Regions from separate parts of the Homo sapiens genome. Here region 2 is linked to region 1. A link is a loop called in an ENCODE intact Hi-C map of the cell type or tissue named here. Cell type or tissue: MCF 10A. All regions are shown on one strand.

Region 1 (2,500 bases):
ACTATCAAAGTTGTAAATATACATGCCCTTTCGCCTAGTAATTTCATTGCTAGGTATCGTTCATATATAATAAAATGTATGTGCAATGTATAAGGATATGTAGTGTAGGCTGGGCGCAGTGGCTCACGCTTGTAATCCCAGCACTTTGGGAGGCTGAGGCAGGTGGATCACGAGGTCAGGAGATCGAGACCATCCTGGTCAACACGGTGAAACCCCGTCTCTACTAAAAAAAATACAAAAAATTAGCTGGGCATGGTGGTGGGTGACTGTAGTCCTAGCTACTCGGGAGGTTGAGGCAGGAGAATGGCGTGAACCCAGGAGGCGGAGCTTGCAGTGAGCCAAGATCATGTCACTGCACTCCAGCCTGGGCAACAGAGCGAGAATCTGTCTCAAAAAAAAAAAAAAAAAAGGATATATAGTGTATTTATAATAGCAAAACACCTCAAAGCATCTTAAATACATCTGAAAAATGGATTGGCTAAGTCAGTCATGATACAACCATTCAATGGAATCCCCTGCAACTGCTATAAAGAATGAGGTAAATACAGAGGTTCTAATATGAAAATATGACCAAGACATTGCAAGTGAAAAAACAAGATGGAGAACAATGTGTGTAGCCTGCCTTTATTTGTGTGTCTTTTTAAAAGTGAAATTATACTTCTATGTGCATAGAAAAATTCTGGAAGAATACTATTTGGCTATTTGACCACGAGAATGTGTAATTTTTATAATTAAAAAACATTTATTGCTCTCACTGAAAATTAATACAATTCTTTGGTAGAATGTTTAGAAGACATAGAAGTGTATAATGGCCAAGGCATGGTGGCTCATGCCTATAATCTCAGCACTTTGGGAGGCTGAGGCAGGAGGATCACTTGAGTCTAAGAGTTTGAGACCAGCCTGGGCAATATAGTGAGACCCGTCTCTACAAAAAAATATAAAAAGTACCTGGGCATGGTGGTGCACACCTGTGGTCCCAGATACTCAGGTGGCTGAGGTGGGAGGATTGCTTGAGCTGGGAGGTAGAGGCTGCAGTGAGCCATGATCGCACCATTGCACTCAGCCTTGGCAACAGAGTGAGACCCTGTCTAAAAAAAAAAAAAGAAAAGAAGAGTATAATGGTAAAAATGAGAATTACCCAGCTAAAACAGGAATTACTCAAAAACAATTTGATGTTTTTCCTCTGGTATTTGTTCCGATGCACATATACTTGTAACTGCCCAAGGGGTTCACCTTGCCCTCTGCTTAGACAGAGCTCATTCATCAAGATGAGAATTGCAATAGAGAAAGAGTAACTCACGCAGAGCTGGTTGTGCAAGAGACCAGAGTTTTATTATTACTCAAATCAGTCGCCCGAGCATTCAGGGAGCAAAGTTTTTAAGGATAACTTGGTAGGTCGGGGAGCCAGTGAGCCAGGAGTGCTGATTGGTCAGGATGAAATCATAGGGAGTGGAAGCTGTCTTCTTGCACTGAGTCAGTTCCTGGGTGGGGGCCACAAGATTAGATGAGCCAGTTTATCGATTTGGGTGGTGCCAGCTGATCCATCAAAGCTAAGTCTGCAAAATATCTCAAGCACTGATCTTAGGAGCAGTTTAGGGAGGGTCAGAATCTTGTAGCCTCCAGCTGCATGACTCCTAAACCATAATTTCTAATCCTGTGGCTAATGTTAATCTAGTCCTCAGACAAGAAGGAGGTCTGCTTTGGGAAAGGGCTGTTACTGTCTTTGTTTAAACTATAAACCGCAAAGTTTCTCCCAAAGTTAGTTCAGCCTATGCCCAGGAATGAACAAAGACAGCTTGGAGGTTAGAAGCAAGATGGAGTCGGTTAAGTTAGATCCCTTCCAGTGTCTCAGTCATAATTTTGCAAAGGCGGCTTCACGTTGTCCAGGAAACAGGGGTAAGAAGTAGTCTGGGCCAGGTGCAGCAGCTTATGCCTGTAATCCTAGCACTTAGGGAGGCTGAGGTGGGAGGATCACTTGAGGTCAGGAGTTCGAGACCAGCCTGGCCAACATGGTGAACCCCTGTCCCCACTAAAAACACAAAAATTAGCCGGGTGTGGTGGTGCATGCCTGTAATCCCAGCTACTCGGGAGGCTGAGGCAGGAGAATCGCTTGAACCTGGGAGGCCGAAGTTGGAGGTTGCAGTGAGCCAAAATCCCGCCACTGCACGCCAGCCTGGGTGGCAGAGTGAAACTCTGTCTCAAATAAAAAAAAAAAAAAAGAGTGGTCTGGGTAAACCACTGAGCACATTTCAAAGACTGCCAGTGGTGGGCCTCCTAAAGGAAAGAAACACTCCTAAATAAACTGCGCTTCTTTCATAAAGAAGCATGGGCTTTTCTGAGCTACTGGGTTAGTTGGTTTTTTTACTTACTGGGTTCTTCATTTTTTTGTTGTTTTTTTGTTTTTTTTTGCTTTGAGTTGTGAGTCAAGTCCAGATATTACTGTATTGTCCACATATCTATTCAAGTGATAGGTTTTAAATTACTGTGCTAATATGATAAA
Region 2 (2,500 bases), 74 kb after region 1:
CTCAGATTCAACCTAATCACTTAAGTTTTTGTTTTTTAGGGAGGTTATTTATGATAAGACACAAGATTCACTCACAGATTTGAAGCTGAACAGTTAAGCCTTGAAAAAGTCCTCTGGCCCTTGGCCATTGGGGCTTGCTTACCATCCCCTGCCTTTGAATTTCTGCCTGTTGGCATCATCCTCTCAGACCAGCTTTGAAGACATAGCTGCCTTGGGCACACATCCTTGCAGCTCTCTGACTAGAGAAAAAAGGAATATCTTTCTTCCGCTTGAGTCTGAAAATGAGTGGTAAAAAGACACTGAATGACCTGGGCGGGACTTTGTGCCTATCTAGAGACCAGTCAATGTGCCCAGAAGAAAGAAGAACACTGATTAACTCAACTTGAGCATGTGCCATACCTCTGAAGTACTTCATGATTAGTAGCCCCCACATGGTTTTAAGGAGCATTTGCCAGAAAAAAAAAAATGCCTGTTCTGTACAGACAAAAGGTTGAATGCCCCTCTATAGGCCACCGCACCTGGCCTCAGGTGCTTTTTGAGTGGACTGAACTTCACGATCATTACCTCACATCCTCACATCACAGGTCAAATCCTGTCTCCTTTCTTGATGACTTCATTCATTATGAGAAAAGGTTCATGGAGCGCCTACCATGTGGTAGGCATTGCTAGGTTCTGGAGACATCCATTTACTCATTCAGTCAGTCAGCAATTTTTATTCAGAGCTTTCTGTGCCAAGTACTATGCTAAGTTGCTGGGGGACACAGCAGTGAGGAAGACAGATGAGATCTCTGCCCTCTCAGAACTTGTGTCATGTCGGCCAGGCGTGATGGCTCATGCCTGTAATCCCAACACTTTGGGAGGCTGAGGAGAGTAGATCACCTGAGGCTGGGAGCTTGAAACTAGCCTGGCCAACATGGCGAAACCCTATCTCTACTAAAAATACAAAAAATTAGCTGAATGTGGTTGCACATGCCTGTAATTCCAGCTACTCAGGAGGCCGAGGCTGGAGAACTGCTTGAACCTGGGAGACAGAGGTTGCAGGAAGCCAAGATCACACCACTGCACACCAGCCTGGGCAACAGAGCGAGACTCTGCATCAAAAAAAAAAAAAAAAAAAAAAAAAAAGCAAAATTTATGTGGGGACAACAGTTAATAAACAAGTAGATAAATGAAACAATTACAGATTGTGAGAAGAAATGAAGAGATGAAAAGCGTACCTTATTCAGAGAATGATGAGGGTGGGCATGGGGGAGGGTGTCTGCTTGGGTGGTGAAGGCCAGGCTCTCTGAAGAGCTGATACTGGAAAACTTAACCAACCCATGTGTCCTCCTTTTGAAGCCCTCACAGGCCTTGGCATAGAGGCTGAGCACATGAAGATCTGCTAAAGTGAATGGGAAACTAGGGAAATGAAAATAAATATCTAGCTTAGTGTAAAAGTAAGGAAATATTTTTTGAAAATTGAAACCTGTTGGGTAAAGGTCATGCTCTCTTAGAGCTTTTGAAAAAAAACACATCATTTAACAGTCATTAAGAAAAAATGTGTGACCACAGGAACTGCAGAGTTCATAGGTTTCAATACATATTTCAAAACAAGCCTCAGAAATAACAATCCAATGTGTCATTGCTATACAACTCCTTGAAAAATAAATCCACAACAAAAGGAAAAAAATAAGACTATTTTGCAGTCCAGATATCTAAGTATTAAAGAACTTATAGGAGCCTCTGAAAATCCAGTAGGCATGTTTATGTCTTTATGATGATCTTCTCCCCTGGATAAATTTGTTTTTAGAAAGAACTAAAAACTTCTATTTTGAGATTGCTCTGTACACATGCATGATATTTGACCATGTAGAGTCATGAACATGCTCTGTCTATACATTCACATACATAAAGACAGGGGGATGTGGAAAGGATATGGATTTAGTCAGATAGAATTGGGTCCCAATTCTGGTTCCAGTACTTTTTTTTTTTTTTGAAACGCAGCTTCACTCTGTCATCCAGGCTGTATTGCAATGGTGTGATCTCAGCTCACTGCAACACCCGCCTCCCAGGTTCAAGCGATTCTCCTGCCTCAGCCTCCTGAGTAGCTGGAATTGCAGGCACCCACTGCCACACCTGGCTAATTTTTGTATTTTTAGCAGAGACGGGGTTCACCATGTTGGCCAGGCTGGTCTTGAACTCCTGACCTCAGGTGATCCACCAGCCCCAGCCTCCCAAACTGCTGGGATTACAGGCATGAGCCACCGCGCCCGGCCTGGTTCCACCACTTATTAGCTGTGTGATTTTGAACAAGTTATTTGACTTTTCCAGGCCTCATTTCTCATCTGTGAAATAGAGGTAATAATAACTTCACAGGGTTTTCTGAAGTTTTCATTAAATCAGATGTGTTGAATGCTAGGTAGATGTATTGAATGTGAAACAGAGGCAAACCCTAATGAATGGTATTTATTCATTTATTTAAGATTTACTTATTTACTAGGCCTGGACAAGACATAATCTC

The links. Peaks named below come from ENCODE experiments on the same cell type or tissue, not always from the same donor. Only the 100,000 strongest peaks of a DNase experiment are listed, where the experiment ranks them.
Region 2: a loop joins it to region 1, with 10 times the contacts of the local background. A loop is called at or near these places in 6 of 110 quality-filtered maps.

What each region holds. Positions count from the first base shown.
Region 1 is chr1:178,609,513-178,612,012 of GRCh38, forward strand. No RefSeq gene overlaps it. Among named protein-coding and RNA genes, the nearest start is that of MIR4424, 67 kb to the right of the region's middle. In MCF 10A, no CTCF peak of the experiment used is centred here; a DNase peak (open chromatin) is centred at 1,329.
Region 2 is chr1:178,683,348-178,685,847 of GRCh38, forward strand. No RefSeq gene overlaps it. Among named protein-coding and RNA genes, the nearest start is that of MIR4424, 6.8 kb to the left of the region's middle. RefSeq lists an enhancer at 624-1,823. In MCF 10A, no CTCF peak of the experiment used is centred here; a DNase peak (open chromatin) is centred at 1,534.